Linked DNA regions of Homo sapiens: all the other regions are linked to region 2. A link is a loop called in an ENCODE intact Hi-C map of the cell type or tissue named here. Cell type or tissue: A673. All regions are shown on one strand.

Evidence for each region. A loop is a pair of places that touch in the nucleus more often than their neighbours do. Peaks named below come from ENCODE experiments on the same cell type or tissue, not always from the same donor. Only the 100,000 strongest peaks of a DNase experiment are listed, where the experiment ranks them.
Region 1: a loop joins it to region 2, with 5 times the contacts of the local background. A loop is called at or near these places in 4 of 110 quality-filtered maps.
Region 3: it touches region 2 in a loop (6-fold over the local background); 10 of 110 quality-filtered maps call a loop at or near these places.

What each region holds. Positions count from the first base shown.
Region 1 is chr10:117,088,964-117,093,963 of GRCh38, forward strand. It overlaps a transcript of SHTN1 not described here. Among named protein-coding and RNA genes, the nearest start is that of VAX1, 47 kb to the right of the region's middle. In A673, no CTCF peak of the experiment used is centred here; DNase peaks (open chromatin) are centred at 2,068 and 3,648; H3K4me3 peaks cover 479 bases; H3K27ac peaks cover 5,000 bases.
Region 2 is chr10:117,172,872-117,177,871 of GRCh38, forward strand. No RefSeq gene overlaps it. Among named protein-coding and RNA genes, the nearest start is that of MIR3663HG, 6.3 kb to the left of the region's middle. RefSeq lists an enhancer at 2,248-2,427. In A673, CTCF peaks have their summits at 2,182 (motif pointing left) and 3,269 (motif pointing left); DNase peaks (open chromatin) are centred at 2,140 and 3,240; H3K4me3 peaks cover 2,012 bases; H3K27ac peaks cover 1,428 bases.
Region 3 is chr10:116,834,806-116,839,805 of GRCh38, forward strand. It overlaps a transcript of HSPA12A not described here. Among named protein-coding and RNA genes, the nearest start is that of MIR9851, 9.7 kb to the left of the region's middle. RefSeq lists enhancers at 1,131-1,766, 1,313-1,607, 3,558-3,657 and a silencer at 1,313-1,607. In A673, a CTCF peak has its summit at 2,252; a DNase peak (open chromatin) is centred at 2,266.

The DNA of each region.
Region 1 (5,000 bases), 84 kb before region 2:
TATCCCTATAACCTGGCACATTATTATTGAGTGCTGGTGGTAAAGGCAGAATAAAACCCTATCTCTGGCACATTAATAGGGCTGTACAGCCCCACTAACCCATGGTAGGGCTGTACAGACAGCAGCCCTATTAGCAACAGTTCTAGACAACACAAAACTATAGTGAGAAAAAACAGATCAGTGGCTGTTGAGGGTAGGAGAAAGAACTGACTAAAATGGGCACAAGGGAATTTTGAGGGTGACAGAAATGTTCTAATCTTGATTGTGGTGTTGTTTATGTGGTGTGTACATTTTTCAAAAGGCTTGAAACAGTACACTTAAAACAACCTTTATGTAAGTCATATCATTGTAAAAATTTAATAAAAAGTAATTTAGAGTCTAGAAGTGGGGAAAGGCAGGATAATACTTCAGGAACTTTGTACTCTCTTTAAAAAGTAACAAAAAATCACCATTTAACTTACAACATATAAAAAATTAACTCAAAATGGATCAAAGACCTGAACTTGAGACTTAAAACTATAAAACTCTTAAAAGACAACATAGAGCAAAAGCTTCATGACGCTGGATTTGGCAATGATTTTTTTGGATAGGGCGTCAAAAGCACAGGCAACAAAAGTAAAAATAAACTGAACTACATCAAGATTAAGAACTTCTGTGCATCAAAGGACAGTATCAACAGAATGAGAAGAAAACATACGGAATGGGAGAAAATATTTGCAAATCATATATCTGATAAAATATTAATATTCAGAATATATAAAGAACTCTAAAACTCAACCACAGAAACAAACAAGCTGACTCAAAAATAGGAAAAGGAATTGAATAGACATTTCATTCATTATGGAAATACTAGGAAAATGAAAATCATTAGGGGAATAAAAATCAAACCCACAATGAAACACCACCTCATACCCATTAGAATGGCTATCAAAAAACACAAAACAAAAAACAAATAGAAAACAACATATGTTGGTGAGGATGTGGAGAAATTAGAACCCTTGTACACTGTTGGCGAGAATGTAAAATAGTGCAGCCGCTATGGAAAACAGCACAGTGGTTCTTCAAAGAAGATCCTACAATATCACTTCTGGGTATAAATCCCAAAGAACTGAAAGCAGAGTCTCAAAGAGATATTTGTACACCCATGTTCATGTTCATAGCAGCACTGTTACTAACAGCCAAAAGAAAGAAGCAACCCAAATGTCCATCAATAATGAATGGGTAAACAAATTGTAATATACATACAATGGAATTATTCATCCTTAAAAAGAAAGGAAATTCTGACACGTGCTACAACATGGATGAACCTTAAAGGACACTAAGTCAGTTTAAATAAGCCAGTCACAAAAGGACAGATACTGATATCCCACTGATAAAGGTACCTAGAGTAGTCAGATTCATAGAGACAGAAAGTAGAATTTGGTCGTCAGGGGCCAGGGGACAGAAGGCTGGGGAGTTGTTGTTTTAACAGGTACAGAGCTTCAGTTTTGCAGGATGAAGAAGTTCTGGAGATTAGCTTCACAATAATGTGAATACACTTAACACTACTAAACTGTACACTTAAAAATGGTTAAGATGGTCAATTTTATGCTATATGTATTTTCCACAATTTGAAATAAAACAAAACAATCACCATTGGGTGGGCTCAAATAAAAGTTAAGAATTCAGAAGGGAATAAGGGCTGTTTCATATGATTGTGCCAGTTGTCTTACACAAGGGCACCTAGCTATGAATTTAAAATCCGCCCCGTCCTCTGTTCTCCAAGCCATGTGCCCTAATTTGTGAAAACAGAAGGAAGGAAGGAAGGAAGGAAGGAAGGAAGGAAGGAAGGAAGGAAGGAAGGAAGGAAGGAAGGAAAGGAGGGAGGGAGGGAGGGAAAGGTGAGCCAGGAAAAAGAGGATAGAGAAGGGGAAGAAGAATAAGAAAAAGGATCTGACTGTTGGGGTGGATCTGTTCCCAAGACTTTTTCTTTAAAGGCTTCTGACCCTGTGACAGAAGAGCACAAGTTGGCTCAGAATGATGATTTAGGAACTGTGCTTCCCTTTCCAACTACAGTGTGTGTGGTAGCACTAAATTATCCTCTGGAAGAGAAGATTGAAAGCACAGGATCACCTTTTACTATTTCTCTTGACCTCTGTTCCAAATAGGAAATGACATCATGCTGAAAAAGTCCACCATTACTCTCAGTTAAATTCTGCCTTCTTCTGAATGGAAATACTCCTGAGAGTAATTAACGCATCAATATTAACATTTATCGAGCTTACGCGTTGTGCCAGGGACTGTTCCAAATACTTTACATGGATTGTATCACTTAATCCTGAAATATCTCAGATGAGGTAAATAGTATTACTATCCAAATTTTAAATTTTATAGATGAGGAATCTGAGACACAGGCTAAATAGCATAAGGTCACACAGTCAAAAAGGAAAGCTCTGGAAATCCACATTTGACTTTTCCTTAAATGACAGACATGACCTTTCCCCATAAATGACCTTTCCTTTCAGAACAGAAGCTAAGCAAATTAAAGAAGAACTGGTATTCCTTGGACTATGTCACCTTCTAAGGGGAGGTGGAACCTACTAAGTTACCCTGAGGGAACAAAAACAAAGGCCCAAAGAATGCCAGCCCATTTCCAAGCAGCCTCTCTTAACAGGTAAGCACAATCCAAAGGCTTTGAGTTCCTAACAACACTGAATTTCTTGCAGTTTTTAGCATATACATTTTCTCCAGTATGCATTTGCTCATGCTGGTCCTTCCACTGGGAAAATATGGTCCCTTGCCCTACTTTACATGAATGACTGCCTCATCCATCAAGACCGAAGGCAAGTAGTGAGTGTCCTTTCCAGGAAGGTTTCTCTAAGCCCTCTTCCTCCCACTCTGCCAGAATGAGCCTAGTTCCCTTACTACATGACATGGAAATGATCTCTTTTCCATGCCTGTATCCTCCAGTTGAGGCAGGGACTGTGTCTTATTAATGACTGCCATGTGTCAAGTGATCAGGGCTTTACATACAGTGTCTCATTTAGCCTTAAAAACAACCCTGGGAGATTGGTATTCTCAACCCCTTATAAATGAGGAAAACGTCTAAACTAATAAGGGATAGATGAAAGATTTAACCCAGATGTGACACCAAAGCCTGTACATGTAACCACTATATTGCATAGTACTTCCCGTACTTAGATTTGCATTCACTATGCCCAACACAGTAGCTTGCAAATAACCGATGTTTAAGAGATGTTTACTGAACTGATTTGAAGCCATGGGCTTAAATGATCCCCAGTAAGGATGTGAACATAATAGGTTAGGTTATAACTTTGGCCTCTCACAGGCAAGCAAACTCTAGTTTGGGTAATGACACTAGCCTCTCAGAAACTCTCTTGCTGCTGCATATGAAAGCCTATGATTCTCTAGATGACCAAGCTACAACATCCTTTATCCAGAATTTGCGACAAATGCGAGAATTGATAAATCTGTAGGAGTAAATCCCTGTGTGTTTGAAATGAACCAACACACACAAATGCAGACACGGTATTTAAAAATTGTGAAACTTTATCCCCTTTGGGGACAAATTAAGCCAATAAAAACAAAGGGGAAGAAGAAGGCATTCTCTAGACCCATCTGGCTGCACCCAGTGCATAAGGATCTGCCAATCATGAGGCAACGGCGCCCAGCTGGTTTGGGTCACTGAGAGAAAAGCTGCATGCAGATAGTTTATGTACTGGAATAAATCAAGATGAGCAATTACCATTTTCTGGAGAAGCTTGGACTTATTCAGGGTGAGCTTTCACATTGTTACTGTCTTTAGAGAACCGAATTTTAGAAAAAGTGAGGGGGAGATAAGGGAGAGACTGAGGCTGAAGGGTTTAAAAAGAAAAGGGTATGGGCTCATATGTAATACTTTCTTCAGCTCATAGATAAGAAATGCCTGGTTGAGGGACAGTTCCACCAGGTCCACTAATAGCAGTACATGAAGAATTTGACAGAGCTGAAATTCTTCAACAATTCTAAGGGCTTCACAATAAATGCAAGAATAGCAGCCAATACTTATAGAGTCCTAAATGCTTCAGACTCTACAATATATAATGAGAACTCCTTCAATAAATGTCAGTAGTAGTCATTATATCTACTATCATTAGTATTACTATCCTCAGTTCACTATCCCTCACAAGGACACTGAGTATATACTACCATCATCCCATATTACACATGAGGAACTAAGCTAAGACAAGTTAGGTAGCATGCCCAGATACATACAATTAGAAATTGGAGGCAGCAGAGCCCACAAGTGCAGAAAGTATTACTACAATAATAATGGTAGCCACCATTTTACAGCTACTGCAGGTGATCTTGTGTTGAGCACTTCACAATCACTATCTTTCAAGCTCACACCAACCCTGCAAGGCATTATTATTAATAACTTGAAATGAAAAAAAAAGCCACGTATCATGGTGCATGCCTGTGGTTCCAGCTACTCGGGAGGCCGAGGTGGGAGGATAAGCCGAGATCATGCCACTGCACTCCAGCTGGGGTGACAGAGAAAGATCTTGTCTCAAAAACACAACACAACTAAACAAAACAAAAACCTGAGACTCAAAAAAGTCATGTCAAAAGTCATTCAGCTAATAAGTAGCTGAGGCCAGATTCAAACTCCGATCTACCCAACCCCAAAGGCTACGGACTTTTTCACGACACCAGGCTCTCTTTAGTCATAAGCTGTACTGTAACAACTTACGGAACAACTAGGAAACAATTGTGGACAATGCATTGGAACCACACACAATGGGCATTCACTGTGTGGACTGCACTTTGTCAGTGCTATTGTGCAGGTAAAGAAGGGATACAGGAAGCCAAACACTCAGCAATATGATTTTCTATACATGACCCCAAGTTCAAAAACCAATGCTTTCTGTCAAGGGTAGTTGTGCACTCAAGTAACAAACCTGGGTAAATAAAAGGTTCAGAGGAAAACATGGAGCTTCCTGGAGAAATGATTTTGAGGG
Region 2 (5,000 bases):
CCATTTTTTTTAAAATGCACACATGAATAACAGAATGTGCACATTTTTATTTTTATTTTTATTTTCGGAGTCTCACTCTGTCCCCAGGCTGGAGTGCAGTGGCGCTATCTTGGCTCACTGCAATCTCTGCTTCCTGGGTTCAAGCAGTTCTCCTGCCTCAGCCTCCTGAGTAGCTGGGATTACAGGTGTGCACCCCCACACCCGGCTACTTTTTATATTTTTAGTAGAAACGGGGTTTTGCCATGTTGGCCAGGCTGGTCTGGAACTAACAGCCTCAGGAACTGCCCTTCCAACTAGAACCGAGCCAGACTGTCACCACAAACATCAGAGGAGTCTCAGCCCTGTTCCTCATTGCCCCTCTTCCTCAAGCTGCCCTGTGAAATGGGGATGCTGGGGAAGGCAGAGGCAATGGCATGAAGGCTCTAGGCCATTTCAGAGGAGGCACTAGCTGACATGAGGATGAAAATCACTGATGAAGGGGCTTGATCATCCCTGAACCAAAACCCTGAGTGTGCACCATCTTGGACAGAGTCTGCATTTTTGACCATGCATGAGAAGAAAGAGAATGCAAGTGCTCTCTTCATTCAGAGTTTTGAACCCAGATGCCTCAGAGGGCGCCTTCCACCCATCTCAGCTACAAGTCATGAATGGCAAATGAGACCTGAGCAGGGGAGGCCTGGGGGACAGCAGCAGCTCCCTGTTGGTCCTGTCGTCCCTCTTGAAGGTGCCTGCCAGTGCAGGCCAGGCTGGAGGCTGCAGTCATCTCTTGGTAGAGGGCAGGAGGAACTCAGGTCTGCCTGCCCTCTGAAGCCTTTCCAGACATCCCCAGGAATGGCTGCCGTTACCCAGTAGTCACGCACGCCTCAGATACATTGTTTTTCTTTTTTTTCTCCCCCAAGGCTCTGTTGCTTAGGCTGGAGTGCAGTGGTGCGATCTCGGCTCACTGCAACCTCCACCAGGTTCAAGCAATTCTGCTGCCTCAACCTCTGAGTAGCTGGGATTACAAACATGTGCTACTATGCTTGGCTAATTTTTGTATTTTTAGTGGAGACGGGGTTTCACCATGTTGGCCAGGCTGGTCTTGAACTCCTGACATCAGGTGATCCACCTGCCTTGGCCTCCCACAGTGCTGGGATTACAGGCGTGAGCCACTGTGCCTGGCCAGATGCAGTTTTTCTCATGCTTGTCCTTGCACATCTCCTGGGTGCAGGAATGTCTGGATCCCACAACAGTGATCTGTGCTGAACCCCCAAACCTGAAAGTCAGGGCCAATTCTCTCTGCCTCCCCCACTAGGTGAGGTCTTAGATTTTGCATGAAAACTAAAGGCCCATGAGCCCAAGGGTTCTCCCCTCTTTACAACTGTCTCCAAACTTAAAGAAGGAAATTGCTGGCTGAGTATACCCCCAGAAGAAGGAACAAGTGCTAGTGACATATTCACATGAGGACGGAAGCCTCATGAATTCAGACTATTCTAAGATACAGGTCATCTTAGGTGGGCTTTGTCATGCTTTTGGACGTGACTGCTGCATCTCCTTCTAGGAGAATTGAACCACTTCATCCTGGCAGCAAAACACACTGCCCACATCCCCATCCCAAACCGAGATGAGGGTCTGCAGTAAGAAGCGGCACATGGAATCTATAGCCGGAGTGGTTCTGACTTTAATTTCAGTGCCTGGAGAACACAGTCACAGCTCTTATCACTGTTCACAGGGCAGCTGGGGGAAGAGGGGCACTCAGGAATGGGGCTGGGACTCCTCTGATGTTCGAGGTGACAGTCTGGGCTCTGTTCTGGTTGAAAGGGCAGTTCCGGAGGCTGTAAAGCCTGGCAGAGGAGGGGAGGGGAGCGAGGGTGCTAGGATTCAGTCCTCTGGAGAGAACACTACAGACTGAATGCAGAGGCAGGAGTTCTGATTTGGAGATCATTTGGGTCTGAAGTATTTGAGTCTGAAATGAGGGAAACTCACGGTGGAGGACAGCTATTCTGTCACTCTGCAGATCCAGCATTATTCCACCATATGCTTTTCACGAATTAGTAGTGAAGTTACAATCTTGGGCGTTTTAAACTGATCTTTGCACCTGCTGGTGGCAGAGAACAGCATTTCCCCCGCCCCCGACTTCCTTTATGAGCTGGGAGGAAGCAAAATCCAGCTCTATTGTTGGAGCTCCCTCTGGTGGCAGTTTCCGAAAACGATCCAGCCCTGAGGATTTTGCGGAAGGTAGGCAACACCGAGGCATCCTGGGCATTCAGTAGGAAGCAATGAGAGGAAAGATCCTTGGCCCTTTCAGAGATGGGGCGAAGGGTCAGCTGTCCCCTCTGCAAGGTGGCAGATTCAGAAGAGTTGGAATTCCTCCGGAGTCGGCCCTGCCAACATGCGCACGTGTCCTGCGGGGTCAATGATCTGTGCAGACGACTTGGAAATCCGCTGCGTGCCGCCCAGGCGCGTGCATCTTTGCTTACCCTTTCCTAGATCGGTCTCAGCCCCGCAAGCAGATTGGCAGCTTCCGGGGTGCTGGGACGGCGCCCCCTCCTGCCTTCCCGCTAGCATCTGGCAGGGACTGGAGTGCTTCCTGGAGACCCGTAGGCCGGGGACAGGTCACCAGGTGAAGCAGCGCGCCTCCGGAGCTGATGCTGGGTGGCCGACTGCGTCCGCCACTTCTCCTGCCCGCCTGCCCGTGCTGTGTGCGTCCTCATAGGTCTTGACAGATGGTGGCGGCTTTGACAGTTCGTCAGCCCCGCGTGGACACTCGTCCCCAGTCACTGCTCTCGGATCGCCAGCTCTGCTTGAGAGACGTGGCGCAGCTGGGGTGGGAATTTGGAGGCAGCGGTGAAATGGGACGGGAACTGTGCTGTAGGAACAACAAAGACAGGTGCTCATGTCACCACGCAGGCATGGCTTGTGCTGAACGCCGGAGAAAGGCTCAGGGGAGCAGGAGGCTGCAGCACCGAGAGCATGGGACGTGAATATACGAGACCTGGGTTCCAGGCCTGGCTCCGTGGCTCTGGGCCAATTACTGCCCTCTCTCAACCCAGTTTCTGTATAATAACCCTGGTTGGACATGATGTTTTCGAAAGATCTTTTTCCAGATCCAGTATTTTCTTTAATATACATACATATTTTCTAAATGGCTGTTGGCTTGTTAAGTGGACTGGGGATAATTGCTACCGCTTTCAACGAGAGAAACTCGAGAATCTGAAACTCAGTATTTCTACGAATTTGCGCAACATGGGAGGTCATCGCCTGGACACCACTGCCCCCTTGCGGCAACTCATCTAAATTTGTAGGTGGTGACAAGGAATTCAAGGGCTTGAGGGTTCAGGCCTTATAAACTTGGGTTTATAAAGCGGTTGGATAATGTCCCCAAAGCTTTATTCATCCCTGGAAGGAACTGTAACTAGATCAGAGGCTTTATCTGCTTGATGCCATAATGCCTTTCCCCTGCCCTCAAGACAGTTATTTACAGGCACCCTCTAAGTGGATCTAGAGCCAGATTACCCAAATCCACTTGCAAATTAACTCAGATTAAAATTTGCAAGCTTCTTGGGAGCGGAGTGAGGCGGTTAAAAAAAAAAGAATAAAATTTGCAAGCTTCTGAGACCTAGTATGCTCCTACTCCAGAGCGGATTCATTGATAGAGGAGATGACACTAAGTCCATATGGTATTTCTGGTTATTAAACACCCCATTTGTATGGACATAATCTTTTCTCTTTTGTTTTTATTGAAGTAAAGTTTACATAACACAAAATTAACCGTTTTAAGTGAATAATTCAGTGGCATTTAGTACATTGACTATGTTACGTAAACCATCACCTCTATCTAGGTCCAAAATATAGATATATGTATCTTTTGAGAAAGAGTTTCGCTCTTGTTGCCCAGGCTGGAGTGCAGTGGCATGATCTCAGCTCTCCACAACCTCTGCCTCCCAGGTTCAAGCAATTCTCCTGCCTCAGCCTCCCGAGTAGCTGGGATTATAGGCGCATGCCACCACGCCCGGCTAATTTTTTTGTATTTTTATTAGAGACGGGGTTTCTCCATGTTGGTCAGGCTGGTCTCGAAATCTCAACCTCAGGTGATCCGCCTGTTTCTGTCTCCCAAAGTGCTGGGATTACAGACGTGAGCCACCATGCCCGGCCAAATATTTTTTGTCACTCCAGAATAAAACCCTGTACCCAGGATGCAGGTAGACCCCATTCCCAATACTTCATGCACCTGGCAGACACCAATTTGCTTTCTGTCTGTATGGGTTTACCTATTTTGGGTATGTAATAGAAATACATATACTTTCTGTCCATTTGTGTTTGTTTCTTTCACTTAACATAAGGCTTTTGAGGTTCATACACATCGTGACATGTAACAATACTTCATTCCTTTTTATGGTTGAATAATATTCTGTTACGTGTATATTCCACATTTTGTTTTTCCATTCGTCCACTGATAGACATTTGGGTTGTTTCTACTTTTTGGCAATTGTGAACAATACTGCTATGAACATTCATATACAAGTATTTGAGTTCCTGTTCTCAATTCTTGTGGGTATGTATCTAGGAGCGGAATTTCTGGGTCATATAGGAGTTCTCTCCAGGCTGGAGTCCAGTGGCACCATCTCGGCTCACTGCAGCCTCTGCCCCTGGGCTCAAGTGATCCTCCCACCTCAGCCTCCTGAGTAGCTGGGACTACAGGCACACGCCACCACCATGCCCAGCTATCTTTTTTGTATTTTTAGTTGAGACGGGGTCTTGCCATGTTGGCCAGGCTGGTCTTGAACTCCTGAGCTCAAGTGATCAGCCTCCCAAAGTGCTGGGATTAGAAGCATAAGCCACCTTGCCCGGCTGAAAGTGCTCTTTAGAGTGAAGGGTCATTAAGAGGGGATGGATGACAGTGTCCTCCAGGATATGCCAATTCCTAACACCTTGAATTAGGCCATTCTTGTGTTGCTATTAAGAATACCCGAGGCTGGGTAACTTAGAAAGAAAAGAGGTTTAATTGGCTCTTGGATCTG
Region 3 (5,000 bases), 340 kb before region 2:
ATCTTACACGTGCAGAAGTTTAAACGTCCCAGTTTTAAACATACCTAGTCCCTCTCGACAGGAATGAGGTTCTGGGGCAGTTATTTCAGATGCCAGTTTGATACTTACACACATTAGTTAATTTCCTACCTGAAGCGGCTATTTCCCACCTTGAATCACACTTCATTTTGTTCTTTGCTTTACACCCACAGAATCCGTACACGCCAACACTCTCCATCTGTAGGAGGGGGGAAAAGAGTTGCACTGTGAAAATGTCGATTTGTTTCCATGTTGCTCTTAAGTCGCGTACTCGTGCTGGTTGACGGTTTGTAAGAGGCAGCACCCGGCAGGAGGGAAGCAAAGATTTAGGTGGGCGCAGAGGAGCTGGGTCCCTGGCAGGCCTGTACACTTACCACCTACTTGTTGTGTGGCCTTGGGCAAGGTGCTTAGCCCTGAGTCTCAGATGTTTTCATCTGCAAGACAGAGATAATGCCTTACTACATCAAGAAAGAAAAAATAGATGGAAAATTACAAAAACCAGGAAGCGTTGTGTGCACGTAAGGAGTCGTGGAGAAACAAGAGCTGCCAAAACTGAGGAACGAGGCCCGGTTCTTTCTCCATTTACCTTGGAGAGATGACGCCGAGACTCTGTCCTCTGGTTCCCCAAGGCACATTTGACAGAGCCAATGTACCACCAGCCCATCCCAGGGTACTCCTCGTCCTCTGCCTCCACTCCTGCTTATTCTTAAAAGGGCTGTAGATATTACAAAGACAAGCGACTGGGTGTAAAACAAATTCCTAGAACCCACAGTTACATTAGCTATTCATTCCCTCTGCTGGCTCCTAAACAGTACAAGGGGAAAAGCATATCTTGTTCACCTGTGGATTTCTAGAAGCCCCACGAACACTGGTGGGTACACAGTAGATGCACAATACATGTTTACTAGTTGGAATGCAAGAATTCAGCTTCCACACTTGTGCCGAAAGCAGTCAGGAGTGTGTGCTTTATAAAGGTAGCACAGATCCTAAATTTGGAGAGCTTTACTCATCCCTGAATTAAAGATGAGTAAAATCAAGCCGGCGGTGTGTGGTGGTGAATGCCTGTGAGTAGTCACGAGAGAGGAGCGAAAGAAAACAATCTTAGTTTGGGGCAGAAAGAGAGTGAAAATGCTGGAAAATGTCCTTAATAACAGTAAATGGGGAAAGAGAAAACGGCTCATCATGATGGGGCATTTAGTGCTTTTAAGCTAAATACCTCAGCATATTAAGCAAATAGAGAAAAGCCAGCTAGAAGATGTCAGCAAATTGAACCGAACAGTGCTCAGAAAGCCCATAGGAGGTGTCTGTTTTTGACCCCTTTTCCCATCACATGCCTGGGCCCAGGCTGGTTGTTTAGTGTTGCCTCTCCTCTCCAGCTGCGGAGCTTATTGAAAAGCTCTTGCTCCCTGCCTGGCTTTGGCACATTTTCTGCAGGTGCCTCCTACTGTGGCCACAATGGGCTGCTAGGGAGGTTTAGACCTGTCAACAGCTACAGGGGAGGGGGTGGCAGTGGTGGAGGGAGCATAGTCATTGTCTTAAAGGGCCAGTGACATTGTGTGCCGCCATGGAGCCTGCAGCACTGGCACCTGCTAATGAGATGAACCCTTTCTCCCACTCTCTTTCTCTCTTTAATGATTTAACTAGATCGCTTTGGTTCCTTTCTGGAAGGGGAATTGCTCCATTGATCATATAAAGTAATTGCCTGTAAAACATTGCTCTGCAACAACTACTACTTCCCTGGCTGAAAATGTCACAGCAATTGAAAAGCTCTTAGCCCCGTTCAAGAATGAGGTTGCAGAAGAGAACAGTCTTTGCATACATCCCCAAGTATTTGTGTGTTCCTGGAGTTACAAATTTTTGGTGTGACTGGTGGATTTTTAAGACACAGAATTTCTTCCCTGCTATATGGTATGATTTTAGTGTAGAATTGTGGTAAACGAACCGAACACACACACACACACACACACACACACACACACAAACTCCTTCAACCCTAAAATTACATCTATTCGTTCAGAGAAAGAAATTCTTTTCTTCATCACCCATGCCATTCTTCTCTGAGAGGCCATGAATTTGGAGGGACACCCATATAGGGTCCAGTGTGATTTGGGGAAGGGTCTTCGTTTCTCCTTACAGAAGTATACACTATCTTTATCTAGGAGGTAGCAGGGGCCTTGGTTTGGGAAGGAGGAATTGATGCCTTAATTGTTTAGGATTTGCTGATTTTTCAGACCTGTCACTTGGCGGCGGCAGTGACACACTGTGGGAACGGGGACCACACACTTAAGGAGTTTTCATAAATAGCTTTATTAAATAGTCATTGCCACACCAATGTGAAGGAGTAATTTACCTGGGGATAAATCACTTTGTCACAGACATGAACCTGCCTACAAAATAAAAAACTCTTAGTGATGGTTTCATTTTCCTCCGACAGGTGAAAGTGTAAGTTTATATCTAAATCAGAAAGAAACCTTTTTCAATTCAGTTGGTGGGAAGGGCCACTTACGACACGCCATGCTGCCCGCTACCAATCTGGGAACAAAGCTCAGGTGAATCACCTGTCATCAGGATAAGCCATGGATATGGTTCTTCTAGCTGATGAAGTAAAGGCAGTAGACATGCCTATTATCACACTTTTATAAAAAGGCAAAAACATCTGCCTACTTACTGACAAAGAGCACAGAGAACTGAGCTATAAAAAAGACCATCTATGGCAATAAATCTGAAAAAGCCGTAGAACTTTGTGCAGCTAAACCCTCTGAAAGGTCATGGTACAACTTCCATAGCTGAACATATGTGCAGCATTTTTTTTCCTTAGAATTTAGAGACTGGGGATTTTAGATTTTAAAATACTTTAATACTATCAGAATATACATGATATCCAGCTAGGGCAATAACACATACTATACCAAAATATACTGTATATAATAAAAGGTATTTTCCTACCTATAATAAAAGGTATTTTTATCTACCTATTTAGTAAAAAGAATGCAAAAAAAAAAAATTCTTTAAATCTAAGCCCATTAAATAAACTGATTCCCGAATATGAAGAATTATGTTGATAGCCTTTTAAACAGGAATTTAAATGTGTTTCTATTTGCTCATACTGACAGGGTTTTTCTTTTTAATTTGCCTGTAACACATATAATTAGATGTTTAATTTGATAATATAGAACTAAATAAAATATGAAACTAATAACCCCAAAAGTTCTGCCTGGCTCTGAGTCCCTTAAAAAAAAACAAGATTTATATACTCTCATGGGAAATAGATAGTAAGCGGTAAATTACTCCACACGACAATTTCTAGTAGCTTTGCCTATTTGATCGGTGGTCTAGGCACAGGAAAGTGGGTTGAATTAAGCCCCTGCATCCAAGAAGAGAAGAGCTTGGACTATCGAGGCTGGAAACAGAAACCCCATTCGTACAGAGCAACACAGCAAGGCAGGGTGGGATGGGAGGGCCCGGGAGGTGGCATTCTGTGTGGGAGGGAGGCAGGGGTTGCTGGCCTGCTGCTGGTCCTCAGGCTGAGTGTCCTCTGCATGAATGCCCAGAGTGAGAGTGTGTGTGGACAGTTTTAACACCGTTTCACCATATTTCTGGAGGGGGGGAAAACAGAACATTTGAAGTGGAGAAAAACAAGCCAAACACACACATCATCAGTGGAATGAATGTCAAATCTGACAACAGCCACAGGACTGGTTTCACTTCTGCATGCCCCTTTTTGGTTTATTTGTACTTGATGCAAGAGGTCTGCCTAGAATTCCAAAGTTCAGAGGCAACAAAATTATGCTTTACATCTTATCACATGGATCTCCATAGCACATTTTAAACCATCTGACTTCACAAGGTACAATTAAACCTTTAGCTAAGTTTGTCTTAACTTCATACAAAAGAGGGTTTGTAAAGATGCTGGGGCTTGCTTTAAAAAAATAAAAGACTGCATTTTTAAAAATGTTGCCTTATTTCTGTGTCAAGGCACAGCCGGTTAAATGCACAGAGAGATGAGAATTCTAACCCGGGCTAATATGTGATTGTTCTGAGCAGTAACTGCTAAATTCTTCATAATTCAGGTTTGTCAACTTATTTATGTAGTGAGAGCCACACACATTTCAACCTGAGCACCTTATGTACTTAGTAAATCCGTGTGTTTACATTTGTCACCAATATGTATTTCATCCACTAAAAGTTAACACACAGAAGTGTAAAGATCCTTTATACTTTAATAAAAAGCTAACAGTCAGGCTAGCGGGTAACAGGGCCTGTTGCAATGTTTGTATTCAATACATAAGGTGAATATACTTTCACAGTTGGAAAACGACATCAATCTGAACTTTGTTTTATAGCTCCTGAATTAATATAGAGCTACTGGCTAAGGAAAGAAACAGATTTTACTATTTTATGCCTTTGTGGAATGCACAAGATCATTCTAAAGGAACATTTCAACCGCAGTGTTTAGGATCAAGTCAGACATTACTGAAGCTGCATGAGCACAGACTTCGCTCCCCTCCCCCACGAAGACCCCGGCTCTTCTTTGCTGTTTCCTACAATTTTCTTAGAATTACGTGCTGCAAAGTCTCCTCAAAAGTCACAAAGCACTAAGTAGCCAAAGGAGTCTTCCCATACCCTTGTTTTTCTCAGTTTGACAGGGATCACAGCTCCATTCCTCCAGTAATATCCATCCAAAGTTACAGCTTATTTAAAAATACCCCATTGAAAGAGATGCACTTTAGTAATCAACACAAGTGTGACTGATTCCAAAGGACTTCGTAGATGCCTACCGTAAAAAAAAAAAAAAAAAAAAAAAAAACCTAAAATCTCACCTACACATTTTGTCAAAAATAGATGAGACAGGATGGCATGACGTGTATAATCTTAAAGTCTCAATTTGAAAGCAAGGTGAGTCTATCATAAACAAAAACATAGCAATCATATGATCATAAACATAGTAACTGCATGATCGTAAACATAGTAATCATATGGAC